7 separate regions of the Mus musculus genome follow, and all the other regions are linked to region 1. The links are chromatin loops, found by intact Hi-C in ENCODE. Cell type or tissue: heart. All regions are shown on one strand.

Region 1 (4,000 bases):
CCTGGTAATCAGGTACAATGGCAAGCAAGCATCTTCTGCCTTCTGCCTGGCCCTATTGTGAAGGTTCATAAGTTGGAGTTCAGATATACAAAGCTTCATGATAGAAAATATCTGACAATTTGTATAACTACTATTCTGTGAAGATTCCTGTTTCTTCCTCCTCCTGCTCCTCCTCCCTTTTCCTTTTGATCCGGCCTGGAAGCTTTAGGAGGCAGATGGCTCACTGAGCTTTCTGTGAGTTCTAGGCCAGCGTGGGCTATATGGAAAGTTTTAGGCCACCTGCGATTACATGATGAGATGACCTTGTCTCAGAAAAGAGGTGTGTGTATGTGTGTGTGTGTGTCTATGTAATTTGGGCTGGAAGTAACTTGTTATCCTTTTGCCAATCTCCCGAGCTGTGGGAATTACAGGTGTGTGACACACATAATGTAAGTGTCAATGGATTTCTTTTTGAGACAGGGTATGTGTCAGTCACTGTTGCTCTGGATGACCTGCTTGCCCCACCACATCTGACTCTGATGACACGTTGGCATTTTTTTTTTTTTTTGGTTTGTTTTTTTCCTTCCAGAGCTGAGGACGGGTACCCAGGGTCTTGTATTTGCTAGGCAAGTGCTCTACCATTGAGGTAAATCCCCAAACCCTGTGGTTTTTTTTCTTTTGAGACAAGGGCGCTATGTAATTCTGGCTGTTCTGGAGCTCAGTGTGTAGACCAGGCTGGCCTTGAACTCAGATACTCCTGCTCCTGCCTCTCTAGTTGCTAGGACTAAAGGTGTTTGCCATCAATCTGGCTACTTTTTGTTTGTTTCTTTGGTTTTGTTGTTGTTGTTGTTGAGACAGGGTTACACAGTTCATACATGGACTTGGCTGTTCTGGAAGTCATTGTGTAAACCAGGCTGGCCTTGAATTCACAGAGATCTGCTTTCTTCTGCTGGGACTAAAGGTGTGCACCGCCAGGTTAAGGGTTAACAACAACAACAAAGGGTTAGGGGGTTGTGGTGCAGAGGGCCTGTAACCACCTGGAGAGATTATAAGCACTTCAGTTTTACAGTTGCTTTCTTTTTGTGTAAGGCAAGCACTTCACAGAGATCCGTCTGTCTCTGCCTCTGCAGGGGTTAAAGGCCTGCGCCTGGCTAGACCGGATCTTTTGTATCAGATCAGAGGTGCTTTCTTAAAACAATAGTAGTTTCTAATCTTTACAACTGTCCTTTGAAGGAAGTTTAGCATGCCCATTATCCAGATGTGAGAACCAAGAAACGAAGTGATCAGTAAAAGACGCAGTTATTAACTAAACTAAAAATTCCCGAGCACTTATTTTAGGCCAAGAACTGAGCGAGGCCACGGGAAGCCAGTTCCAGCGAGAGAGCTCAGCGCCGCGGCTGCCTTCCCTATTCCAGGTCTGCGCCTCCAGCCCCGGCCACGCCGGTGGATTTCTAGTGTGTGAAATTGACTTTCCCTCCTAGGGCCCAAAGCTCCCGGGCTGTGGGGCTCCGCCCCGCGCCGGCGAGGCCCCACCCACTCTGCAGTCAGTATTGTCCGACGGTACCCAGCGTCCCTCGGCAGTTTCCGGCAGTAATCGAGAGTTTCTAACGTGCCCCGCCTCCGCCACCCCCCTTCTCTCGGCCTCGGTCCTCTCTACCGCCGCCCGGCTCGCTGTCCCCGTGCTCCCTCCCGTCCTCGGCCCTCCGCCCCTTCCCTCCCCACCTCGCCTGGCCCTGCAGGCGCCTCAGGCGGTACGGGCTGGGCAAGATGGCGGCTTTCGGGATCTTGAGCTATGAACACCGACCCCTGAAGCGGCTGCGGCTGGGGCCTCCCGATGTGTACCCTCAAGATCCCAAACAGAAGGAGGTGCGTTCACAATTCCCGGTTCCCGCGGGGTCCGGGCAGGTGTTTCGTGAGGGAAGAGACACTGACAGTTGAGGGCAAGGGGGGATGAGGTTAGGTGAGAGAAAAAGTCCCAACAGGGGGAAGAGTAGAGTGGACTGGTGCCCTGCTGGAGAGTAGGGTCTGCCAGCAGTTCCGGTTGAGGAGCTCGTGGGTTCAGGAGCCATGCCAGAGGTGCCCCCCTCCACACTCACTCGGGCGCTCACACACAAACCTCAGAAAGTTGTTAGGGCCAGCTTGGTGAGGTGCCGGTAAGGGAAGAGTGATGTTGAGGTCGCTCTGGGGGATGTGGGAGTCTCATTGACTGTGGGGGTGAGGGTGGGGTCCAAATGAACATAAGGGCTGGGCTTTAAATAACAACCTCTTCTAGTCAGAATCCTCCTCCTCCTCCTCCTCCTCCTCCTCCCTGGCTCCCTTGTTACCTTTTCCTCTGCCCTCTCTTACAACCTCTTCTATAAGGTGAATGAGGGTGAGCTAAAAATGCTGTTTTTCTGCCTCAGGATGAACTGACGGCTTTGAATGTAAAACAAGGTTTCAATAACCAGCCTGCTGTCTCTGGGGACGAACATGGCAGTGCCAAGAACGTCAACTTCAATCCTGCCAAGGTGAGACAACCCTGCCAGGCTGAAGGAAAAGGCTGGAAGAATCTGAGGAGCAAAAGCTCCGGGTTGGGCAAACTGAAAGGGACAACCTAGGTGGCAGAGTTTATAACTCAGTGCTAGCACATTGGCATTTTCACAGTCTTCCTACCCTGAGGTCTACTTTTCCCCCTTTAGATCAGTTCCAACTTCAGCAGCATCATCGCAGAGAAGTTAAGGTGTAATACTCTCTCTGACACTGGTCGCAGGAAGTCCCTAATGAACCAGAAGGACAACTTCTGGCTGGTGACTGCAAGATCTCAGAGTGCTATTAACACCTGGTTCACTGACCTGGCTGGCACCAAACCACTCACACACCTAGCCAAAAAGGTGAAGTACTCTTTTCCTGTTCTTAAGGTCAAGGTGGGGAATGTGTCTACCTATATTCTAAGATGTAGCTATGTGGTGTCAGCTCCCTGGAGTAATTAGAGACATTGCTGTTTGTGATGCCCATCCAGGTCCCCATTTTCAGTAAAAAGGAAGAAGTATTTGGGTATTTGGCCAAATACACGGTGCCTGTGATGCGGGCTGCCTGGCTCATTAAGATGACTTGTGCCTACTATGCAGCAATGTCTGAGACTAAGGTTAAGAAGAAAAATACTGCTGACCCCTTCACTGGTAAGTAACTCTGTACACCTGGTATACCACTGATGGCTTCAAGGAGTGATGGAGCCTTAGAATAAATCTTCCTAGTCTATTCCTTGCTTCTGCATGAATCTTATGTGCACGAAATTGGTAAGCATGGAGTAATTTGAGTATCTGCTGTGTTCAGGTACTGGGCTGTAAAGATGACCAGCATATAATTTCTGCTCTTTAGATCTTAGTGGAGATGCTAAGGCATATGTAGCATAATTAAATATAGAAAGTGGTAAACATCAAAAGAGTAGACAGAAGGTTCTTTGAGACTTCAGTGGATGTAATGATTGCTTTAAGGAGGTGGCATTTGTCTACAGGCTAAGAGGATGAATAGAGCTTGGAACTCTGGTGATTGTGGGTGGAGGCAGGGGATAGAGTATTCTAAGCTTAAGAATAGTATCATATAGTTCCCTTTCCGTATTTTCTTTAGAATGGACTCAAATCATCACAAAGTACTTGTGGGAGCAGCTACAGAAGATGGCTGAGTACTATCGGCCAGGGCCTGCAGGAAGTGGAGGCTGTGGTTCTACTATAGGGCCTTTGCCCCATGATGTAGAGATGGCCATCAGGCAGTGGGATTACAATGAGAAGCTCGCCTTGTTCATGTTTCAGGTAGGAGCAAGGGCATGTTGTACATGGCATTGAGTTGCACCTTATCCTGTCCTGTTGGAATAGAATGGAATTTGCCTTTTACCTTGCCCCTGGTATAGCTCTCTTCATTCTTCCATTTACTTTATCTGCCTTACCTCTAATAGTTCCCTGCTATCCATAGGATGGAATGCTGGACAGACATGAGTTCCTGACTTGGGTGCTTGAGTGTTTTGAGAAAATACGCCCTGGAGAAG
Region 2 (4,000 bases), 55 kb after region 1:
ATCCGTAATGAGATCTGACTCCCTCTTCTGGTGTGTCTGAAGACAACTACAGTGTACTTACATATAATAAATAAATAAATCTTTAAAAAAAAAAGTTTAAAAAAAAATAAACAAAATTATCGGCACAACCAGCACATGGTGGCTCATGCTTCTAAACCTAGTACTTGGGAGGCTGAGGCAGGAAAGTCTTGAGTTCAAGGTCAGCATGGGTTACACAGTGAGATAAGATGCTACCCCCATCCCCAAATTAGATAATTTGATGATCCATTGACTACTTGTCCAGGCTGACTAGTTATAAATGCACATTCTTGCCTGCTTTACCCCATATCTTCCCCTTCATATGCACATCGATCATTTTAAATCAAAATAGGATTTCACTGAAGCACTCTTTGGAAATGGGGGCTCTCTGGATGAGCCCTCATGGTTTCAGACTCTAGGAAGGAGTTTCCAGACAAGAATGTAGACAGACAGTTGGAAGAACTAGAAAGGGGGTTAGAAAACCTGCCTTCAGTTCCACCTCTGCCTCCTCCCAGTTGTCTAACCCTGGACAAGTTGCTTAACCTGTCTGTTTGCTCATCTGTAAACTAGAGAAGATAAGACCTACCTCACAGGGCTGTCATGAGACTTAAATGAGAATGTATGTGGATGTGCTTGGTAAAGTGTAAGCACTATGCAAATATAACACTTTGTTCTGCTGATTCTGAGGATACCAGGGCCCAACTGTTTTCATATTAAAAAAAAAAAAAAAAAGACCTGGTCCTTGCCCTTGCTCATGCATGATTTTGTCGAGCAGATTCACTCATGAAATCATAAAGTACAAGAACAAGACACAGGGCATTCGTGTCACAGTCACTAAGAACAGGGAGGGAGGGTCCACCTAGGTGTTGTGACACATACCTGTAATCCCAGAGCTCAGGAAGTAAAGACTGGAGAATCCTGAGTTCAAGCCCAGTCTGGGCTACATGTCTTAGAACAAACAAAAATCAAAACAAGAAAGAACCCCTCCCCCCCCAAAAAAAATGTGTGGAGAGTCCATTAGACTCAGGGACAGCCCACCCCCCCAAAAAAAAATGGTTCCAGGCATAGAACTGTAGGAGTCAGAAATGTGACCACAGCGCTGGGAGCAGTTATGCCTGACAGGAAGGGGCAGTGGAGTGGGTCAGTCACATCCCAGTGATTTTAGACTGTGCCGCTCTCAGCATGCCCACGATGCGAGCCTTCTGCATTTCACTAGATGGGAAGGCAGAATCTGAGCAGAAGCTAGTTTGAGAACCTAGTTCTCATGTGTGAGTTTCTCTGACTGACTTCCTTGAAGGAAAAAAAAAACACTCTTCTAGGGGGTGAAGGCATCTATAAACACAACTAAAAGAACACCTTTGTTCTTTTTAAGAAATATTTTTAATTACTATTTTATTTGTGTCTCCATATGTGTACATCACTTTCCTGTGTGGTGGAACTGGAGTTACAGACCATGTGGTTGTTGGGAATGGAGCCCAGGTCTTCTGGAAGAGCACTCAATGCTCCTAACTGTTGAGCTACAATCTCCACCCTCCTTCTTTTTGCTTAAAAAATAAATCTGCTTTGACTTTGAATGAGAAATAACTGCCTTTTAAATTTTATTTATTTTTAATTTTTTCACACTCCAATTGTTACCGGACTCCCTGTCTGCCCTCCCACAGTTCCTCGTCCCATCTCCCCCACCCCTCTAAGAGAATGTCGTCCCCTCCCCAGCACCCCCACCCCCACCCCCACCCGCCCGCCCCTCCAGGCCTCTCCACTCCCTGGGGCCTCAAGTCTCTCAAGGGTTAGTCACATCCTTTCTGACTGAGGCCAAACCAGGCAGTTCTCAGCTGTATATGTGTCAGGGGCCTCAGAGCAGCTCGTGTATGCTGCCTGGTTCTCCAAGCCTTCTTTATCTGCAGCTGAGAAACACGTTTCTGGAAGGAGCAGGGACTATGACTGTATTTCAGGGAGCCTGATCAGCGTTCCAACAGTTGGACACAGAGATGGGTGAGAGATGAAGCTTCAGCTGGAAGTGGCTCCCTGAAGGATGATTGTCCATCACACCTGAAAAGGCTTCTTATTCTCCAGTTCCATGTAGGGAGCAAGGCGTAGGAAAATAGTTCAAGGGCTCTCAAGGTCCATTTTCCAAATGGCTTTTTCAGAACTACTGTTGGGATCTACTGCCACCTGGTGTCCAAGATAGGATAGAGCAGGCCCCTTTCCTGCCTTTCCAGCACTCAGCCTAGCTTTGTTCCCTAATGGGTCGCCAAGACAGATGCTGTTTGGGATATGTGGAAAGCAAAAGAAAGAGCGAGGGCAAGTACTGCTTTGAGTGTCGCAGATGCTCTTTTCTATGTTGTCAGGATTTCCATTTCTCCAGAGTGCCTCTGGGAATGTATCTTTTTCTGGAGCACTACAGGATTGGGTTTGCCACACCCTCTTCAAACTCTCCACTTATGCACTCTCTCATATGATGACTTGAGTGTCTGTAAATCTCTAAGCCAGACCCAGGAAATTGCCCGTAACCTTTACAGTGAGCAAAAGAGTCTGCTTTTCCATGAACTCAGGCTTAAGTGATGTTTTCCTCCTAAATGGCCTAGAGTTATACTTAGGATTCCTGTAGCCCCACTAAAAGGCTGAGAGATAAGCAGATGTTCCAGAAAAGTCCATTCCACAATGTGTTGTGAAACTAAACCTGGAGAAATTAGAGCCCAACTGCAGTCCCGGATACCCAAGAGGCTGAGGCAGGAAGATCACAAACTCAAGACCAGCTTGGATAACAAAGAAAGATCCTGTCTCAAATTTAAAACAAAAGCCACTGACTGTTCTGGTGAATCCTCACAGTGTGATAATAGAGAACACACAGGAGTAATAGCTTGAATGGCAATGACCGAGTTGAGCATTGCAAGACTGAGTTAAGGAAGATGGTACTCTTTCCACCACAGTCTCCAATCCTAGGGATTCTTCAACCTTGTTTCTGTCATAACCCATCCCAGGCTTAGACTTGAAGGCTCTTCTGTTTGTTTATAAATTCTGGAACAGCTCTCAGTTTATACTCTAAACTAAAGAAGGCAGTTCTCAACCTTCCAAAAGCTGCAACTCTTTAATGCAGTTCCTCATATTATGGTGACCCTCAACCACAGACTTATTTTTGTTACTATTTCATAGCTGTAATTTTGCTACTGAATTGTAATGTAAATATCTGCGTTTTCTGATGGTCTTAGGCAACCTCTGTGAAATGGCTGTTTGATCCCACAAAGGGGTCAAGACCCACAGGTTAAGGACTGCAGATATTGATGAGATTATTGATGGAGAGGGTACATAATTGCAGAGGGAAATGAAAATAGCAGAAAGAACAAAAAAGAGAGAGAGAGAGAGCCATCTTTACGGTGTTTTGATTCCTAGAAAGCTGCTTTTTTATTTGCATAGGCTCCAACTCTTCCCTGGTTCCCACAAAACGGGGGTCCATGAGTAAAGGCCCTTTAACCATACTCGCCAAGATGTGGACAAGTCCCTTTTTATCTTTCAGTTAAGATACTTTTCAAGCCTGGTGTGGTGGCACATACCTTAAATCCCATCACTCAGGAGGCTGAGACAGGCTGCTCTCTGTGAGAGGCCAACCTGGTTTACAAAGTGAATTCCAGGACATTGAGAGCTGTGCAATAAAGAAAACCATGTCTCAAAAAATGTTTCTTTTGGTTTTTCAAGACAGGCTTTCTCTGTGTAGCCCTAGCTGTCCTAGAACCCTCTGTAGACCATGCTGGCTTGGAACTCAAGAGATCCACCTGCTTCTGCCCCCACCCCTCAGTACTGGGATTAAAGGCGTACGCAGGCGCAGCTCAAAAAGACCCCCCCTTCCCTTTTGAGATAGGGTATCTCCATATTGCCCAGGGTTTCCTGGAAATATGTGGACCAGACTAGCCTCAAACTCACCAAGATCCTCCTGCCTCAGCTTCCTGAGTGCCGAGATTAAAGGTATGGGCTACCAAGCTTGGCA
Region 3 (4,000 bases), 140 kb before region 1:
GAGATGGGAAGAAGGCGGGAACAAGTGACTAGAATGCAATATATATATATACATATATATATGGGAAATTATCAAAGAACAAAACTTATTAATAAAAACTAATTTAAAATGGGAACTGAAAATTTCTTGGTGACAGTACTACAACTTGAACCTCGAATTTAAAATCCAACCAAATTATAAATCAAGTTGAGTATGAAAGATTATTTTCTAAAACTTAAAGATACAAGGAACATCTATTCTTTCCGAGTATGTAACTTAAAGATGTACTCTTACAAAACCAGGGTAAATACCAGAAAGGAAAATATCCAGGGAATTAAAAAATGCAGACTTAACTCATATTTCCAGTGAGAAAAACAAAATTTCATGGTGACAGCTGTGAGGCGGGCTTGGAAAGCAACCAGAAAGAATGCAGCCTAAGAATTAAATACATTGGAGTCAGGAATGGCGGGCGGTTCAGGCTCACAAGCACAGCCCTCAGGAGACGGAGGGAAGAAGACTGCCTTGGCTACATAGTGAGTTTCTGGCCAGCCCACAGTCCAGTGAAACCCCCTCTCAAAAACAGATGAAGAAAAAGGAGTGAAATACATATCAACCAATGGATATGCTGAGGAGAACATGAGAAACATATACAAGGCCTAAGACTGAGCTCTTAGAGCAGCAAAAAAAGAGCACGCACACACACACACACACACACACACACACATCTCCAGAAAACATTGATGATTCATCTACAAAAGGCAATCCAAAGCTTCGGTTAAAAAGAAGCAAACAAGCAGAAAGAAGCCTTTAATCCCAGCACCTGAGAGGCAGAGACAGGTGGATGTCTCCAAGTTTGATGCCAGCCTGGTCTACAGACTGAGTTCCAAGACAGCCATGGCTACACAGAGAAACACTGTCTCGAAAAACGAACAACAACAACAACAAAAAAACCCAACCCCCACCCCCCCAAAAAAACCCAAAGCAGACAAACAATATCTCCCTTTCCTCCAGATTAGTTTTTGCAGTAGATGGTGCTTAAGACAGGTCCACAATTGGTCATGCTGCAGAGAACTAGAGGCTGCAAAGTGCTCAGTCCTAATGAGAGACAGTGCCATCACACCTATACCACCACCACCAAAGTTCAGGGATCAAAGCAGAAGCCGGAGCAAGGTGGTGGCTGCACACGCCTTCATTCCTAGCACTCAGGAGGCAGAGGCAGGAGGATCTCAATGGGTTCAAGGCCAGCCTGGTCTACAGAGCCAGTTCAGGGGACGACCAGTACTGTTCCAAGAAACCTTGTCTTGAAAAACAAACAAACATACAAAACAGAAGGCAGGTCAGAAAGACTGTAAGAGTTAGAGACATGCCATGAAATAGTGTTTTCTGGACATAGCAGGCTGGTTGCATACATGCAACTCACTGTGGCTATGACAGCAAGCCAATCAAAATTCCAGCATGGCTAGACAGGGGATTTATAAGGCCTCACCCCTAGCTGAGGAGCTATTGGTAGCTGATGGCTGCTGGGGTAGGGAGAATCAAGTTTTTTTCAAGGATATGGTTTCAGATCATATGAACGGTATATGGGCTCAGGACCTGGTAGAGAGGAGCTGGGAGAACTGGAGGGTGGATTTGGTCACAACAGACGGTAGACATGTATGAAATTCTCAAATAACAAAATGAAGATGAAATGAACGTGAGAGCAAGAGGGAGACTGGTTGCAAGAATAATTCCTGAAACATCAGAAAATAAAAACTATACAGACGTGTCTAAAATATAAAGTGAAATTTCTTCTTTTTCAGTGATATTTTGCCTGCATGTATGAGGGTGTGCTACGTACTTGCAGTACTCACAATGACCAGGAGAGGGCCGTCTGGTTCCCTAGAACTGAGTTACATAGAAATGGGTTACACAGCCATCTCTTCAGAAATGAGCCTGGTTTCCAGCTCCTACTTTTTTGTCGGGGGAGCAAGAGGCTGGAACTTGCTACTGAACGAGAATAGATTTGAACTCACAAAGATCCACCTGCCTCTGCCTCCTGACTACTGGAATTAAAGTCCCACCAGGTCCGGTTCTACTTTATTTTTTTTTTAAGATGGGTTCTTGCTATGCAGCCCAGACTGGCCTAGAACTTGCTATGTAGCTGAGAATGACCTTTAACTTCTGACCCTCCAGCTTCCCACTACTAAGTGTTGAGATTGCAATTATGTGCTATAATGTGCAGGGGTTTGGTTTGGGGGAGAAGTTTTGTTTTTAGTTTTTTTTTTTTTTTGGTTTTTTGTTTTGTTTTGTTTTTTGATATCATGTAGCCTAGGATCGCCTTAAACTCACGGTGTAACTGAAGATAACAAACTTCTGATCCTCCTGCCTCTAACTCACAACTGCTAGGATTATAAGCATGAGCTACTACACATGGCTTTAAATGTGTGCAAAACTTATAATAGTTCAATTAAAATTAATTGATAGGAAGGTTCTGGACAGGTTGTGGTGGTGGCATAATTTTAAAAAAATATTCTCACTCCTGAGTAGCTTAATAAAAACAGAAAACAAGTTAGGCACAGTGGTGCACACCTGTAACCGCAGCACTCCAGAGACAGAGACAGAAGCATCAGGAGTTTGAGGCTAGCCTGGGTTCCATAAAGAGAACCCTATCTGAAACATGTAAGAACCAAAACCTTAAGTCTGCTAGAGAAAACCCCCAAGCCCATGGACAATAAGTGTCACAAAGCTAGGCAAGAAGATTCTTAAATCCAAATATGTGGACGGGTGCAGACTACCAACAGCTGTAAAGCAGTTGTGAAATGAGCCCTGTGTGAAAGGAAGCAATGAGCAGGTGACAAAGCAAAGTGGCTGGTACGGAGGGGTGAGACCTAAGTGTCCCCCAAAACTCCGTGTCCGCAGCAGTGTGGGCCCCACAAGCTCTCCACACTAATCAGCCAGAAGCAAAAGACACTGCCAGAAACAGAATCCAGATTCAGCAATACAGTAAAAAGCAAAAAGGACCATGGGACAGGAGAGCTAGATCCAGGTCTCTGAGAAAGGAAGTCACATTTTGGGGAATTACACAAAAGCAACAGAAGAGGGAGCTAGAAGCCACGAAAATGGAAAACCTACTGGGATCCTAGCCTCCACCCTTCTAACCGTTTTTTTTTGTTTTTTGTTTTCTTTTCTTTTCTTTTTCAAAAAAAGATGCAATGGCAGGAGCCTCTAATTCTGGCACTCAGCAGACCGAGGCAAGCCTGGGCTGCATAAGAAAATCCTGTCTCAAAAGATCAAAATACATAAGCATAAATTCATAAAGTCACGTGCAAATGAGCAATAGCTTTTACTAGAAGCCAGTGAGGACGATTCGCAATGACAATTGACAGCAAAGCGGAAGCACATGCTTATGAGCCATGAACATTATAGCCTGCCATCTCAACGCAAGTTCAAAGTAGACAAAGAAAAGGAGAGAAGATGCAGAAGAAGTCAGGGTCTGAACAACTAAAGCACAGGGTAATGAGGTCCAGGAAAGAATCGAAAATAAGAGAGACTAGAACTAAGCAGTACCCCGGAGCTCTTGTCTCTAGCTGCATATGTATCAAAAGATGGCCTAGTCGGCCATCACTGCAAAGAGAGGCCCATTGGACTTGCAAACTTTATATGCCCCAGTACAGGGGAACGCCAGGGCCAAAAAGGGGGAGTGGGTGGGTAGGGGAGTGGGGGGGGGGTATGGGGGACTTTTGGTATAGCATTGGAAATGCAAATGAGCTAAATACCTAATAAAAAATGGAAAAAAAAAAAGAAATGAGTTCTAAGGCAGAAAGAGCAAATGAACTCAAGATATAAAAGAGAAGATAAGGGGGCTGGTGAGATGGCTCAGTGGGTAAGAGCACCCGACTGCTCTTCCAAAGGTCCAAAGTTCAAATCCCAGCAACCACATGGTGGCTCACAACCACCCGTAATGAGATCTGATGCTCTCTTCTGGTGTATCTGAAGACAACTACAGTGTACTTTCATATAATAAATAAATAAATCTTTAAAA
Region 4 (4,000 bases), 370 kb after region 1:
GACCAATTCCTTGAAGGAGTTTTCCTTCCTGAGCTACATGAGCCTCACAATCCAATTTTTTCATAGCAGCGTGAGACTCCTTTCAGATGAGGGAACCCCAGATCAGTTTTCTATGAGTCAAATAGCTGTCCGACTGGGAGCATGACCTGACATTTAACGACTTTTTACTTAATTAACTATCACGCACTAATCAAGAAGGCCTAAACATCTGCTAGTAGAATCTGAGTTGCCTTTCTTAATGAGGAAAAGCTGAGTTCTTTCAACAAAGGTGGATCACTTGGTGGGTTTGGGGCTTGCCAGGTGTATCAAATGAAAAGATAAGGCCAATCAATATCCAGGAGAGTTTGAATGGCAAGCTTTCTTTTTTACTACATGTTGTGGTTCTGTGGGGCAGAAGAAATGAACAATATTATCAACTTTTTCTGCACTCATAATCCAAAGTTCATAGGTTGTTTGGCAATCTCAAGAAACTGAAACAGCCTTTGAGGATTTGTTTTTTATTTCACCAAGGAGCTAGACAGCAAACATTTTTACACAAGCTCACTAATTTTTCCTAGATCAAAGAGTTTTGAAACGGAAAGACTCTAAGAGAGCTAACTGTAGTCCCCAGTGGCTTGTAATAATCACTTAGTGACGTGTCTTAAAACTGTCAAGGAACAAGGCAGGAAATATAAATTAATAACAATGTGACAAAAATGTCCAAACACTGGGCTTGAAACCGTAAGAGGATCCAAAGAGCTGTTTTGTCAAAGGAAGGCAATTGGAAATTCATTGTAGTTGTGTGGTTTAGGAAGAAGGCAAAGGAACACAGTTTGCTTTGTTGAATTGCCTTAAGCTCCAAGGCATTTGCAGTCCTTAATGATTCTGACGAAACAAGGTCACAATTCAGGATCAGGAATTTTGAGGAAAAAGGCATCCTCTTTAACATTTCTGTGGTTGCTTTTGACATGCAAACTCCTAGCATTTACCCTGTTACCATCCCGAATCTCACAAACGATTTTGAATTTTAGGGTTATATGGTTCAAATCGAACACATTTGGGTTCACTCAGCTCAGGGAGACTGTCCGTTTTTCTCATCAAAGTACTTAAATTCATGGGTGGAGTCTGAATCAAAAAGCATTCAAATCGAACCGGCTCCCCCATTGTTTTGAACAGCCCCGTCTCTGAAACGCAAATATTCGCGTTTACTTGCTTAGAACTAACACGTTGGTCGTGTAAACTACCCTTTTCTGTTGAATGGAGTTAATTAAACTTTTCTAGACGCTCTGACATTCTAACATCGACATCACTGACCAGGTAGTAGACTCGTACTTTAGCGCTTGCCAAAAAAAAAAAAAAAAAAAAAAAAAAAAAAAGTAATCGACGGGCGTTTTTTGCCCTTCCGCCTTGCTCTTAAAAACTTGCTGGCTCTTGCCCCATAGGGAGCCCTTAACCCGGAGTTGCCTAGACAGGGTTGTCGCATGCGCTCTCTACAGTCATGTTTGTCGCAATGGACCTTGGGCGGAAGGTTACGTAAGAGCAAATGACTTTGATTACAGTCACTTGGTCGGTAGTCTTGTTACGCGCTACCTCCGCGGGGTACTTGATTATAACAGAAAGTAGTTCCGGCTTGTGTTGTTTCGGTCGAGGAGCCCTCGCCGCCATTTCAAGACAGTGAGAGGTAGATGTCTACCAAGAGTTCCTAAGATTCGAGTTCAGTATTCTGTGCCGCCCCCTGAGCCCTTCAAAACACTGATACGGCTGCTGCCTTTTTTCTGCTACTTCTAGAACCATTCTTGTCAGTAGTGGCGGCAGTAGAAGTCAATTACCCCTTGTTCTATCTCAAGAAGCTCCAGATGGCGTCTTCCGTGGGCAACGTGGCCGACAGTACAGGTACTAGTGTCCCATTCTACTCTGGCAGACGTCCCTTTGGGGTCTGGCGCCGTCTTGTATCTTTCATTACTTCCCTCTGACCATCCCCATTACATCAGTGGCATTACTGAGCTCTCGAGTTCTACTGCTATCTGATCGGGTTTGGTGCTGCCGTCCGTTCGTAAACATTCTCTAGTTGCTTGCTTGCATTTTGCTTGCTTTGGGGGCTTTTTCGTTGTTGCTTTATCCCATCAGTGTTGTAGCCTTCTCTCTCGGGACGAATCTATAGCACACGTGCGCGCTTAGTGTGTCTTGGAATGGGCTGCATTGGAATCTCTGCAATTTCTGTCTCCCGTCGCAACTGTTTTCTCCCTCAATTTCAGCCCGTCGCTCCCTCCCGTGCGCTTCCACCTCCTCCCCAAAGCCCCTTTCCCTTAGCCACATTTGGTCCTCCTTTGCCAGGCTAGGGCGGGGATGCTATTTCGGTGTAATCCTAGCCTCACTTTGCATCAGGCATGACTAGCGAAGGCTCCTCGGTGTGCTTCCAAGTAGCACCAAGAAGAGCTACTTGAGCCCGCACCCCGCCGGGGCAGCGCCTTGTGTTCTTGGGTTGAGCGGCCCCGATTTAGGTTGGAAATTTCCAGGGGTTCTCTTAGCCATCACCCAATTGCACCCGCTGCCCCAGTACGGAGTTTCCTACCCTGGTCAGCCCTCCCTGCTTGTTGCAACCACACCCTTCCTCTGCGAACGTGCCAGCCCGACAGTCGTTTCTTATCCTCAGGGAAGAAACCACCTCGGTGTGTTGCTTGGCGGCGACCACCCTGCCCGCCCTCCTAATTCTCTTTCTTTGTGTTACTTTCTCTATGTATTCCTCCGCCATGGCCTCTGGGTTTTCATCCCCATTCTTTAGCCCAGTATCTCTTTATCCATAGGGTGTGCATTATTATTTCTTTTTTAAGTTTCCATCCTTGCTTGAAGAGTTTGTAAAGCAACTGGAGTGTAGCTGCACAAGTGCAAAGCGGTTGCCTCTTTTCAACGATGCATCTCCAAGCCTTTGCTACAGAAAATAAGAAAACAACCAAATTGTAGGAGTGTCCTTCAACTGCCTTTCCAGATTGAGGCTGTTTGGGGCGGGAGGGGATGGGGAACCAGGCTGCAGCTCTAAGGTTCCCGAGAGGTTATTGTTTCTCAGTGTCTAGGTTTTAGTTGACGATTTTGAATATTGTGAGATAAATAGATGACTCTAAAATAGTATCTCATCCTTAATAGATGGGAATGGGATCAAGATTTCCACCTTTCTGTTTCCCCATCATGATTTTCAAAAATGTAAGATTCTGTCGTAGGTTTTTGTAAGAACTTGCTCTTTTCTGACTGTTAACTTTATTTGAAGAAATGGTCATTTCCAGTATTAAAAGAGCAGATATGTGACTTTGGAAAGTGATAGGTAATGTGCTAAATTTAGGAGCTAGAAAGTGCTACGTTCTTGTCTAACATGTAATTTTCTAGTTGATCTTCTAGCTCCAACCTCAGATTTGGACACAAATATTTTTGGTCTTTGTTTTTGTGGTTAGCTGTGCAGAAATTGCTCTGGTATGGGAAAGCCTGGCTCAAATTTGAGCTTGTCCCCATGACCTTGGTTAAAATTAAGTACCAGGTCTGTGGTTTCCCATTCTAATCTCTAGAGTGTTATCCTTGAATTCCTAATAATGAATTATTGTGGAGATAAATGTTTACAGCCGAGCCTTAGGCGAGCACCTGGATTTTGGCTTTTATTATGTTAACTAAATCAAGTCCTTCAGAACAAAAGCATTTTTTGTTATTTATTATATTTTATCCCGTGTTTTATATTATTGCAGCATTTAAAAGCTTTTCCAATTGTAGATTGTTGCCTGGTTATTGAATAGGGTTGTTTTTAATGTCTTAGTACTTCTGTGAGAGCCATGAACACAGCAGAAAATGTAAGGCAGCGTGGGTGGGATTTAGCTAATTTGGGCTCCTGAGTCCTCTCCAGAAGAGGAACAACGTTTGGGTTTTTTGTTTAAAATGTTTGGCGAACCCATTATGAAATGCTTTAGCCCTTGACTGCTAAGTCATCTTGTTTATCAGCTGCTTGCTTTAAAAGTAACTCTTTGGCTTTCAGCCGGTTTCT
Region 5 (4,000 bases), 52 kb before region 1:
CAAAGAGAACATTTCAAATAGTCTAGCCTCCATAAAAACAGTTGTGCTTCATGCTGTGATGGCTTTCTGCCCCCTCTCAATTGAGAGGGTGCCATTGCTCCATAAGATTGTCAGGCACAGGTAGAACAAACATTCTTAATTCAATTCATCTTTTTAAAAAAATGAGAACTTCATATGACTCATAGATCTTCAAAGCTATTCAAAAGAGATACTGTTCGAAAAGAATATCCTGCATCTCTAACCTGAGAAGAAAACACAAGTAAAAAAGAAAAAATGGTTCTTAAATTTTTTTAATCTGTACCATTTCAACTGGGCAAAAAAAAAAAAAATACCTGTGAACCATGTACTATATCTTGCACTGTGGACTAAGCACTGTGGAGTAAGAGAATAAAGTCCCCTGGGGTGCAGACTAGAAGAAGCCATTCCTGGAGCCCTTCTGAAATGTCATGTATTAAAGTAACTACAGATTAGGGGAAGACAAGGCAAATGCTGCCTTTCCCATAAACCCTAAGTGAACGCCAATAAAACCTGAAGTCACCATTGTGGATACTTCACATCTAAAGGCTTAGCAGAGGATGGGAGCAGCAGCTGACAATCCCCAATCCCGGTGCAGGGCCGGGTTTCACGTGAGACATGACATTGTGGTACCTAAGAAACTTAAGCATAAAACAGTTCTCTCTTGCAGATGTCAATCTTACACAAGTCAGCAAAGCATTCTGTCTGCAAATTGCTTTTCTACTGCTCCCATAAGCCCACTGTCTCCCTTTCCTTCACTCACTCTTGCCTTGAACTAAAGGTTTTGCTTAACTCCATCATCCCAGAGAGATCTTATTAGGAAGAAGCTGAGCCCTCCTGCCCTCCCCCCTTTAGAATGGCTTCCCATAACCTAGTTTAGTTATAGAACCCAGCGATACATCGCCTTGGCTTTCCATCCCCCAGCCTTCTTCCATCCTCCCCTCCCGTCCTGTCAATCATGTTCTAGTCTACTTGGATTCCTCACTAATCTTTGTCCATCGTCCACACCCTGTCCAGCCATGCCTCACTTCTTCCTTGTAAGTACTTGTTTTCCTTCATCCCCGCCCCAAGTCCCCTCTGGACTTTTCTGTACCCTCGGGCCACAGCTGAGTCTGCAGCCTCCTCTCCAAACCTTCCAAGCCCTAACCCTCACATGACCCCTCCAAGGCGGCCCGCCGTTAGTCGTCCCCATGCCCCCTCCCCTCCTGCTCCGTCCTCCCTCAGCTGTCTCCCTCACCCCGTGACTCACCCGCATGCGAACCTCATAGGTGGTGAAGCGCGCGCGGCCCACGCCCACCGTCTGTGGATTAAAGATGTCTATCTCCAGGAAGTTACTGGGCGGCCCGTAAGCGTCGGTCAGGTCTTGGGGCTTCGAGTTAAGGCGCCTAGTGTCAGCCACTGCGGTGTCCGACATCTTTCCGAAGAAGAGCCCGGTACCGGCGAAGGGGGTGGGGGACAGAGGCCTGAGGCAAGAGCGCGCACAGCCCCTCCCGCTTGCAAAATAACCAGCCAACCCCCAGACGACGGCGGCGCGCACGCGCGCACGCATGCGCGCACGCACACACCGCCCGAGCCTCGGGCCCTTCACTCTGAATAGTTGCCATGCAGACTAGGGCTGGTACTCTATAATGCAAGCGTCATTCAGACTTCCGGGTGGTACTGGTAGCAGCCCCGGAACCTGCATCTCCAATACTCACTGCCCCAGTAGTTTGAGAAGCACCACACGCATGCTCCTCCAATCTGTGTCCCTCAACCCAAGAAATTGGCTCACCCCGTGCATCAATCAAGCAGTGGGCACTGCCCCACAAGCTATTATCCTAAGGTGATAGGCCGAAACCCCAGGTCCTTAAGTCCGGATTTTCCCTGAAAATAGAATGGTTTCTGGAAGGTGGGGTTCCAACAATAATAGAAAAAACGTAGACTGCAGGCTTACTACTTGTGCCACTGATAGTTTCAATTCAAGCTACACGCAAGTGTAAGCAATACATTGTGGTGCCCGGGAATCAGTAAACACGAATTGCGTAAACAATAAAGATTTCATGTTCTCACTTTTCAGGAATAGTGGGTGTATCTTCATGCCCCACATGTTGCTACATAACAACTAATTCCAGGCATATTCATTTCTTAACAAATTTCAGGATCTTTACTTCATAACTTCTGTCTATATGCTGCAGAACCCGCACTTGGCTATGCTGTGAGCTTGTTTGCAACCTCTCATGAAAGTATGTGTCTGCATGAGAACATCTACAGAAGAACATATTTACATACGTGTAAAATGTATTTGCACATGTTATGTACATACTAAGACAAAGTCTTACATTTATCCTAACTGTCCAGGCTTCCCTTGAACTTGTGGCAGTGCTCCTGCCAAGCCCTCTGGGTTTCAGTGTCACCATGGCCAGCTAGGAATTTTTGTGGTTCTTATGTAGTTTTGAGACACTGTCTCATGAACCCCAGGCTGCTTTCAAACTTGCTTTATAGCAGAGAATGACCTTGAAATCGGACCCTTCGGCCTGTCTCTCCCAAATGCTGTTTTGTGCAGTGCTATGGATCAAATCCAGGCTCTACAAAATCAGCTATATCTGTAGTCCTTAAACATACATTTTGGGGGGGGGGAGTTCAAGACAGGGTTTCTCTGTGTAGCCCTGGCTGTCCTGGAACTCACTCTGTAGACCAGGTTGGCCTTGAACTCAGAAATCCACCTGCCTCTGCCTCCCGAGTGCTGGGATTAAAGGTGTGCGTCACCACGCCCGGCTAAACATACATTTTTTAAAACTAATTTATATATATCCCTTCATTTTGTAAATTATTTATTATCATTTTAACTTTTAAATAAGTATTTTTGATGTGTCTGCATATTTTGCCTGCGGGTGTGTCCATGCACCAAGTGCATGAAGTGCCTTAGGAGGCCAAAAGAGGATGTCAGATCCTCTGGAACTGGAGTTACAGATGGTTGTGTGAACCACTTTGGGTGCTGGGACTTGAAGCTGGGTCTTCTGCAAGACAGCCAGTGCTCCTAAGCACTGAGCCATCTCTCCAGCTCTGCATGTCCCGTATTAAGGGGTAAACAGGTGGCAATTTTAGGTCCTCTTTCCTCCTCCCATCACCTAACCTCCTCTCCTACAAAAATAACCTCATATTACTGAAGACTGGAGTCTTTCAACAAAGCACAAGGGCTTATAATAATTAATTTAATTTAATATAACTGATATCAACAAACTACTTCCATGCCAAGCACTGTGCTAAATACTAAAAGACCTAGAGTTATGAAAGTTCCTGCTGCCAATAAGCTAACTTTTTAAAATATATATATATATATATATATATATATATATATATATATAGACAGTGTTTCTCTATGCAGGCCTGGCTGTCCTGGATCTTACTCTGTAATCCAGGCTGGCCTCAAACTCAGAGCTGTACCAGCCTCTGCCTCCCAAATGCTGGGATTAAAGATGTGCACCACCACTGCCCAAGAGTTAACTTTATAAGTAAAGACAAGCAAACAAAACAAATGTGACAAATATAAACAAAGTAGCATATACACACTAGGTTACTGAGCTGGACATGATAATGCATGCCTGTGCTCCCAGCCATTGGGAGATGGATCTAAGGGCTTTGGGAGTTTAATACCACCCTGTGCTACACAGCATGTTGGAAAGCAGCCCAGGCTATAATGGGACCCTGTTTCAACAAAACAAAACAAAACAAAACGGTATATGTTTCAAAAAATTGGGGGAAGACTTCCTAGAGGTGGACATATTTAACACATGGGAAGGTATAAAGGGATGTGGGCTGGAGCTATATATAGCTCAGCAGTTAAGAGCACTGATTTTTCTTGCAGAGAACCTGGGTTTGATTCCCAAAACTCACATAGTGGTTAATAACCATCCATAACTCCAGTTCCAGGAGATGCACTGCCTTCTTCTCACCTTCTTGTGCACCAGGCACACATGTGGTACCCATCCATACTTGCAGGCAAAGC
Region 6 (4,000 bases), 140 kb after region 1:
AGGGACAGTATAGTTGAAACTTACTATTCTTACTGTTCTTCTTTTCAATTTTCCCCCACTACCATTTGGTTCCCATGCCAACCCACAGCAGAGACAGGCACTTCTCTTTCTGCAGAGAGGAACTACAGGGGCCAGAAGACCCATGCCCTGTCCTAATCCCACCTTCAAGCTCTTCTGTGCACCTGGAATTCCCAGGTCCCGCTTCCTCCAATCCTACTTACTGCTCTCAGTGGAGTCCACAACCTCAGGCTTTGGAGGTTCTGCTCTTCTAACGCGCTCGCTTCTCTTCTGTACCTTGGAAAGAGGGGCGGGGGGTTGGGGGGGAAAGCTGACACTAGTGGCAGGCTAACTGGAGTTCGAGGTTTGGGGTGGGGACAGGAGATGGAAGGTGAGGTGAGAGACTTGGGACCCTTGGCCCAGCCCTAAAGAGAAGGTGAAAATGGGGAGCTGGACTTCATTCTAAGAATCAGTAAACACGGGAGTTCCTCCCTTCTCTGACTCTGACAGCACCCCCCCAACATCTGGGAGGAAAATGAGGGTTCTCTCCTTCTTAGAGCTATAGGGGGAACTAGACTCTTTCCAATCCCCTCCCCCCTCACCCTCTCAGGCGGCTTCTCAATCTCCTTCCCAGTCAGGCCATCTCCTGCAAAGGAAGCAAGAAGGTAGCCTAAGTCTTGAGCCTGTCCAGGGCCGTCCAGGGCCGGCCCCCACCTCCATTCCTGGGGAACAATTTACTCCAAACTGAATGGGAAAACTTGAGTGCCTGTGGCTTCTAACCCTTTCAGGGTTACCTCAGACTTGGTACTATGGTGAAAATGGGGAGGGTATGTGTGCAGCTATTCTCCATGAGATAAAACGTATTCTCTTACCCCTCCAATCATTTCTGTCCCACTGTGCATGAAGAATTTATATTTTACCAACAAAAACAAATGTAACCACTTAAAAGGAGCAAGAAGGGGAAAGCCCATCAATGTATGGGTAGGTCCCTCTGGACTTTGGTGAGATATAAGATATATCAGTTTACCTATCTGAAGACCCTTATCACAGGCTAGAGGAGATATAGCACTAGGTAGATTCAGGGAGAAACTAGAGCTTCAAGTCTAGATCGCCCCTCCCCTATCAGAGATGCAATCCTAGATCCTGCCTCTCTACCATTACCCTGAAATCGGTATGCTGTTAGGGGGCTTCAGAGAGGAGTTACCATCCATCAATCCCAGAAACTCCACTCCTATTTAGAATCAAACAGCTGGAAAAATCATAGAGCCTAGAAGCCTGCTATTTTCCTTCAAACCCTGAAGGAAGGACCCTGGTACTGGAAACCCATTGGGGCTATGAGAAAGGGAACCTCTGCCATCCAATCCATTCCCTCACACTACCCCATTTATCCTGCGCAGCCCCTCCATGCCTCCCACCCCTGTTTTCCACAATCTTCACCACACCCCACTCCTCCTTCAGCACACAGAGCCCTGCTCTAATCTTCCCAGCCTCCTGTCCCCTCCTCCTCCACTTCTCAAAGCACAGAGCCAGCCCTCCTGACCACCACCCTTTCTTTCCCCAGGCCCCTCCAAACGGTTAGGTGACCTACCTGGCAACGAAGGATGTGCAGTAGGGGTACATACCCCAGGTTTGCTCTGAGAACTGTTGATGCCATCCCCCAGAGTCTCTCCCACTGAAGGGCTAGGGGGTGCATTGGGGCTCTGTGGCTGCCCTTGGGTATGCTCCTCCTCCTGCCCAGGGGAGCCCCTTCTCCTTGTAGCTAAGGGGGGTATCTCCTCTTCAATATGAGGAGACTCCAGGATTATTGGAGAATCTGGAGCCAAAGGTTCTAGTAGCCCCTCAGGTGAAGGGGGACTAGCCCCAGCCCCTGGATCAGGTGGCATCACCTCAGGGGTTTGACACCCTGGTCCAGGCTCTAGGGTCTGCTCCCCCGAATCCCATGCAAGGGTTCCCTCAGGACCATGGTCCACCTCTGGGGGAGAAGGGGCTTTATAGAGTAGCCCCCCCAGCCCCAGTAGCTCAGTGGCTCCATCCAGAACTCCTCCAGGGTCCTTCTCCAGGCCAGAAGGGGTATCAAGCAGGTCCAGGGCTCCAGAGGATGGAGACGGACCTGGGGGAGCCCATCCTCGACTTGGGGCAGTCTGAGATTCCAGCAGATCCTCTCCAAATTCCATGTCTACTGGAAGGTCTCCAGCCAGGGGCTTCTCTGGCAGGGTCAATGGGTCAAATGGACTGGGGAAATCACTGGGGTCCATGGCTGGGTATGGGCTGCAGATCGGAAGAGGGGGCAGTAGAGGTGGTCTTAGCCTGAATTTCTTATGTCGGCTGTGGGACACACCCCGTCCGTCATCCACTTGGATTTCTCATTAGCAGCCGCCCCCCACAGCCGATAGGCATTTCCACAGGCTTCAGGCTCAATGTCCACTCCCCCCCCAATACAGCGCCCTCTGTGGGGAGTGGCGTTCCCTGCCCTGGCCCCGTGCCCACACTCGCCAGGCAGTTGGTCTCTAACCCGCCCGACACCCCCCACGGAGACTCGTAGCTCCTTCCTCCCTACCTCTCACACACCCCCCACCTCAGACTCAACGCCCCCTCACATTTTCCCGTGCCTGCCGCAGCCAGAAACCTTTCCCGCTCCGGCGACCTCAGCCCCTGGTCCCTTCTCACTCCCCCCCAAAAGCCCCCCAGGTCTCCAGTCTCTCCCCATCCTCTCCAGCCCCAGCGCCCCTCCCCGCGGAGCCCGTCCTCTCTCAGCCCTTCCCCGCCCCCACAAACTGCTCTTCCTAACCGTCTCCCCCCCACTCGGTTACCTTTCAGGGTGGACCACTTCCTCAGCCCCGTCCCCCCTTTCCTACTGCACCCCTAGTCCTTCCCTTCTCCTGTTGCCCACCCCCCACCTCAGGCATTTACAGGAAGACATTTTGGAGCTACGATTCCTGCTCAAACCCCCCTCCCGGCTACTGCGAGATCCCGCCTGCAGGTTCGGTTCGGCTTGAACAGACCCGACCCCTACCTGAGGCAGGGTTAGAGTAACCGCTACAAGCCTAGAACTGCAGACAGCAACGGCCCCGCGCTCCTTCTCCACCTCCCTCCCTAGCAGCCGGGACAGGGGTCGCGGCCCCTTTAAATGGCAGCGCCGCTTGCAGCGCTGAGCGCTCTGCACCAGGCAGGCGGGCGGTGCCAGCGACCAATCCCATTGGCTGGCTGGAGGAGGGGGCTCGCGAGACAGCGCCGGCCCCCGGCGCGAGACTCCCAGCCCAGTGGCCGCCTGGAAATTGCGGAGTGGAGTGCCGTCACTGGGGATGGAGCGTGAGCCCCCGCCCGGGGCCCCGTTAGTTGAGGAAAAGATAGCCTCTGGAGCTTTGGAGCCCGCCCCCGGGGAAGGCGGCGCCCCCTCTCCACCGAAGGGCCTAGTACACTAAATACACAAAAAAAGGAAGAAAAACCCCACATCTACGCACCTGCTTTCCTTACCTGGCTCAAGAGCCTGGCCCCGTCACACCCGTGCCCGCCCTATCTCCAGAGCCCACTCTACCCGTGATCCCCTCCTCTCATTCAAATGGTTCCCGGTCCCCTCCCCCTCCCCGTGGCTCTCCGCTTCCCACTCGTGTTCCCCCCAGCGTCCCCCCTCAGCACTCCCTACCTACGCCATGCAGCAGACGCCTGCCAAGATTACCCTCCCCCATCCCCACCTCTCCGGGGCCCGGCCCCCCGGGCGACTGTTGGGGTAGTGACAGCGGAGAATGGGGGAGGCAAAGACCCAACCCTCAAGTGCCCCTCCTCCCCTTGTCTGCAACCTCAGCCCCCACTTCCAACCTGTCTAAGAGTCGTAGTTATGGGGTGTCTTAAGCTTACCCTTGCCAGTTAAATGGTTCTGGCTTAGTGACAACGCCTATGCAGTAACGGTTACTGCCTGGTGACCCCCCCCCCCAAAGCAGGTTCTGCAAGGCTACACCCCCGTCTCCCTCCATGGCCTTCGGTTAAGTTCTGGGATCATTGCACT
Region 7 (4,000 bases), 150 kb after region 1:
GGGAACAAAACACCCTTGGAAGGAGTTACAGAGACAAAGTTTGGAGCTGAGACAAAAGGATGGACCATCTAGAGACTGCCATATCCAGGGATCCATCCCATAATCAGCCTCCAAACGCTGACACCATTGCATACACTAGCAAGATTTTGCTGATGGGACCCTGATATAGAGACTATGCCGGGGCCTAGCAAACACATAAGTGGATGCTCACAGTCAGCTATTGGATGGATCACAGGGCCCCCAATGGAGGAGCTAGAGAAAATACCCAAGGAGCTAAAGGGATCTGCAACCCTATAGGTGGAACAACATTATGAACTAACCGGTACCCCAGAGCTCTTGACCCTAGCTGCATATGTATCAAAAGATGGCCTAGTCGGCCATCACTGGAAAGAGAGGCCCATTGGACTTGCAAACTTTATATGTCCCAGTACAGGGGAACGCCAGGGCCAAAAAGTGGGAGTGGGTGAGGAGGGGAGTGGGGGGAGGGTATGGGGGACTTTTGGTATAGCATTGGAAATGTAAATGAGGAAAATACCTAATTTAAAAAAAAGAAAGAATTTTCTAATATATTTATGTGTATGTATGTGTATGTATATATATGTGTATATTTGTGGGTATGCAATGCCACAGCACATTTCAACATGTGGGTCTCAGGGATTGAATTCAATTGTCAGGGCAGTGGCAAGTACCTTTATTTGCTAAGTTATCTTATTGGCCCTGATATTTTGTCTTCTTTTATTATTGTTTTGAGACAGTCTCACTATGGCTGGCCTGAAATTCACTATTTAGACCAGGCTGGCCTCAAACTCACAGAGATCCTCCTGCCTCTGACTCCTGAGTGAATGCTGAGATTAAAAACAGGAGCCACCAAGCCCAGCTTTAAAAAACAAAACAATAGTTTCATTATGTATCCAAATCTAGCCTCAAACTGAAGAGCCTCCTTCCTCAGCCTCCCAACTATTTTTTGCAGGTTTTTTTAAAAGATTTATCTATTATTATATCTAAGTACACTGTAGCTGTCTTCAGACAGCTACCAGAAGAGGGTGTCAGATCTCATTACAGATGGTTGTGAGCCACCATGTGGGTTGTTGGGATTTGAACTCAGGACCTCTGGAAGTACAGTCAGTGCTCTTAAGCACTGAGCCATCTCTCCAGCCCCCTCAGCCTCCCAACTTTGCTAGTTTTGTTTGTCTGTTTTGAGATAGGGATTCTCAGTATAGTCCTGGCTGTTCTAGAACTCCATCTGTAGGCCAGGCTGGCCTTGAACTCAGAGATCTGCCTACTTCTGCTTCCCAAGTACTAGGATTAGAGGCATTCACCATTGCTAAAGTTTTTTTTTAATGTTTATTTTATTGAAGCATGTGTGTGCATACTTAAGCATGTATCTGAGGTTGTTTGTTTTTTCTTTTATTATTATTAATCATTCCATTAGTTTACATCTCAAATGGTATCCAACTTCCTGGTTACCTTCTCCACCAACCCACCATCCCACATCTGCCTTCCCCCTCCCTTTTATGAGGGTCCTCCCCTACCCACCCACACTCTCCCTGCCACACCACTCCAGCATCCCCATACTCTGGGATATCAAATCTCCCTGGGATCAAGGGCCTCCCATCCTCTGCTACATATGTATCTGGAGCCAAAGATCCCTTTAGGTATACTCCTTGGTTGGTGGTCTAGTCTGGTTGGTTTGTTTTTTAAGGCAGAGTTTCTCTGTAGGTCCTGACTGTTCTGGAACTCACTCTGAGACTAGGCTGGCCTCAAACTGAGAGACTGTCTACCTCTGCCTCCCAAGTGTTGGGATTAAAGACATACACCACAACTGGGTTATGCCTGAATATATGTATGTTGTGGATCGCAAGCCTGCAGGAGCCTGAAGAGGTCAGAAGAGGTGTTAGATGCCCTGAAACTAGTTACAAATAGTTGTGAACTGCCATGTGTCTGCTAGGAATGTAAGCAGCTCCTCTGCAAAAGCAGTACGTGCTCTTAACTCCTAAGCCATCTTTCCAGGCCCCGTGTTACTATTTTTTCCAAGAAAATCATTGCATACAAAAAGTCACAGCTGGGGCTTCAGGGATAGCTCAGAGGTTAAGAGCACTGGACCTAGGTTGGATTCCCAAACTTGCATGGTGGCTATCTGTAACTCCAGTTCTAGGGATCCACCATTGTCTTCTGTCCTCCTTAGGCACTACATGCACTTACATACATGCAGACAAAATACACACATAAAATAATTAAAACAGTCCATGTGTCTGTGGACTACATGCATGTATTACCATCAGAAGCCAGAAGAGGGCGTCAGATCTCCTGGAAACTGGAGTCCCAGCCAGCCACCAATGGGAGCTGGGGTAGGTACCCTAGTCCTCTGGAAGAACAGTCAGCACTCTTTACTGCTGAGCCATCTCTCCAGTCCCCATTAAATCTTTTTTGAAAACAGAAAGGGTCATGGTTTAGAAAGTATTCACCTTTTAAATCATGTATACATATACATGTATGTGTAATTTTGTTGTTATTGTTTTGTGTTGAGACAGAGTCTTAGGTACTGGATACCTTGCTACTCACTGTGTAGTCCAGGGTGGCCTTCTGGGCAAGGAGGCTCCTTTTTCAGCCTCCTGAGTACAGAAGTTAAAGGCTTAATCATTTCTGTTTGATTGTGACAGTCATACGTAGTAAACAGCTGTCATAATTGGATAGTGGATATAGGAGATCAGTAGTAGGGCTGAAACTTCATACTGAAGGGCATTATCTGATCTTGATCCCCCCCATTTTCTTTTTTCATAATAATGTGCTATCTTATCTCAAAGAATTTGGGAACCATTGGGATAAATATACCCACTATAGTAAGTTGTAGCCATATGTTGATGCACACGCACACGCAAACGGGGTGGATTGGGTAGAATATAGCTAGTCTCTACTACTGTATTGAATGGTGCCACAGAACCTTCCCAACATTGTAAGAGGCTTATTAGACAGCACAGTTCCATATCATTGTATCCCCATACAAGGTATAGGTAATGCCTATTGAGATAATCTGCCATCAGGAGTATGAATTAATTACTGAGGATTAACTACTGGTGCCTATCTATTGAACCTTGTAATCCTTGGTTAACCGCCTGGGAGAGCTAGGCATTATGGAATAACGAAGGTTATTATTACCTGATAGGCCTCCTATGGGATAAAGAGTAGGTCTGATGTGAAGACCTCCAACATACTGGTTCAGGCACCGCCGACCAACCTGTTGAGTCTCTCTGCGATGGGAACCTTAGTCTGTTTGGCCTATCGGGTTCTCTGGTTACTATGGAAATGGTGCTAGTCACAGTTCTGGGTAATCACTGAGCTTAAAGTGTCAAAATCGTTTGCCCTCCTGCCTGTTTCTACAATCATGTCCATTTCAGTTACACTTCCCAAACATACCCAGCACTGAGAAAGGAAACTAAAACTGTATAGGGTGTCAGGGTAGACGCTTTGAGGAAGTGTGGAAAAAAAGAAACATGGCGGGGCACATTTTTTTTTTTCAGTAGCAAACGGCTAGCTCTACCACATAGAATACAATGACATTGTTAGTCTTAATTTTGCACAGGCGCAGTGCATAAATTCTCAGCACACGCCTACGTGCACATTTTCCCCCCTTTTCGCTCCGATCTTCCTCTCGCACAAGTTCTCTTCTCTCCTCCTCCCACCGCTAGGTTTTCAGTCCTTCCGTAGGGCCGGGTGAGCCTCTCCTTCCGACCCCCTACCTTCCACTGCTGGCTCCCCCTCCCCCTTCCTTTTCCGTCTTGTGCTCGGCGCCTCTAGTGCATGCGCATAAGCTACGAAGCCTCGCTCTTTGTCCCCATCTGTCGTTCACACGAACCCAAGGCTTTGACAGTCGGTAGCCAATAAACGTTAAGAAATGGCGGACTAATGAGACTTTCTCGGGAGATAAACTTTGACTGGCAGTTCACATAGCCAATCGGGAATCCAAAATTGACCCCCCCCCCCCTCGGGAGGTACCGAGCTC

Evidence for each region. Peaks named below come from ENCODE experiments on the same cell type or tissue, not always from the same donor. Only the 100,000 strongest peaks of a DNase experiment are listed, where the experiment ranks them.
Region 2: a loop joins it to region 1, with 2.8 times the contacts of the local background. A loop is called at or near these places in 4 of 42 quality-filtered maps.
Region 3: a loop joins it to region 1, with 4 times the contacts of the local background. A loop is called at or near these places in 16 of 42 quality-filtered maps.
Region 4: a loop joins it to region 1, with 5 times the contacts of the local background. A loop is called at or near these places in 2 of 42 quality-filtered maps.
Region 5: a loop joins it to region 1, with 3 times the contacts of the local background. A loop is called at or near these places in 6 of 42 quality-filtered maps.
Region 6: it touches region 1 in a loop (1.9-fold over the local background); 2 of 42 quality-filtered maps call a loop at or near these places.
Region 7: a loop joins it to region 1, with 2.1 times the contacts of the local background. A loop is called at or near these places in 2 of 42 quality-filtered maps.

The regions. Positions count from the first base shown.
Region 1 is chrX:101,272,515-101,276,514 of GRCm38, forward strand. Med12 (mediator complex subunit 12) reads left to right here and starts at 1,577. Exons shown (of 45, transcript NM_021521.2): 1 at 1,577-1,845; 2 at 2,382-2,486; 3 at 2,658-2,849; 4 at 2,978-3,137; 5 at 3,586-3,767; 6 at 3,928-4,000. The coding sequence starts at 1,747. In heart, no CTCF peak of the experiment used is centred here; a DNase peak (open chromatin) is centred at 1,607; H3K4me3 peaks cover 1,876 bases; H3K27ac peaks cover 1,896 bases.
Region 2 is chrX:101,327,671-101,331,670 of GRCm38, forward strand. No RefSeq gene overlaps it. Among named protein-coding and RNA genes, the nearest start is that of Gm31385, 8.4 kb to the right of the region's middle. In heart, a CTCF peak has its summit at 2,202 (motif pointing left); no DNase peak of the experiment used is centred here; H3K27ac peaks cover 542 bases.
Region 3 is chrX:101,129,353-101,133,352 of GRCm38, forward strand. It overlaps a transcript of Snx12 not described here. Among named protein-coding and RNA genes, the nearest start is that of Gm24061, 10 kb to the right of the region's middle. In heart, CTCF peaks have their summits at 1,833 (motif pointing right) and 3,046 (motif pointing right); no DNase peak of the experiment used is centred here.
Region 4 is chrX:101,638,451-101,642,450 of GRCm38, forward strand. Ogt (O-linked N-acetylglucosamine (GlcNAc) transferase (UDP-N-acetylglucosamine:polypeptide-N-acetylglucosaminyl transferase)) reads left to right here and starts at 1,601. Exons shown (of 22, transcript NM_139144.4): 1 at 1,601-1,872. The coding sequence starts at 1,836. In heart, no CTCF peak of the experiment used is centred here; DNase peaks (open chromatin) are centred at 1,531 and 2,561; H3K4me3 peaks cover 3,505 bases; H3K27ac peaks cover 2,971 bases; H3K27me3 peaks cover 1,266 bases.
Region 5 is chrX:101,220,998-101,224,997 of GRCm38, forward strand. Snx12 (sorting nexin 12) reads right to left here and starts at 1,566. Exons shown (of 5, transcript NM_018875.2): 1 at 1,265-1,566. The coding sequence starts at 1,429. In heart, no CTCF peak of the experiment used is centred here; a DNase peak (open chromatin) is centred at 1,634; H3K4me3 peaks cover 1,952 bases; H3K27ac peaks cover 1,641 bases.
Region 6 is chrX:101,416,688-101,420,687 of GRCm38, forward strand. Zmym3 (zinc finger, MYM-type 3) reads right to left here and starts at 3,535. Exons shown (of 25, transcript NM_019831.3): 1 at 3,459-3,535; 2 at 1,586-2,265; 3 at 600-643; 4 at 222-294. The coding sequence starts at 2,252. In heart, a CTCF peak has its summit at 2,425; DNase peaks (open chromatin) are centred at 2,394 and 3,204; H3K4me3 peaks cover 2,518 bases; H3K27ac peaks cover 2,203 bases.
Region 7 is chrX:101,425,667-101,429,666 of GRCm38, forward strand. It overlaps Nono (non-POU-domain-containing, octamer binding protein), which reads left to right and starts at 3,985. Exons shown (of 12, transcript NM_023144.2): 1 at 3,985-4,000. In heart, CTCF peaks have their summits at 2,291 (motif pointing right) and 3,685; a DNase peak (open chromatin) is centred at 3,905; H3K4me3 peaks cover 1,020 bases; H3K27ac peaks cover 1,190 bases.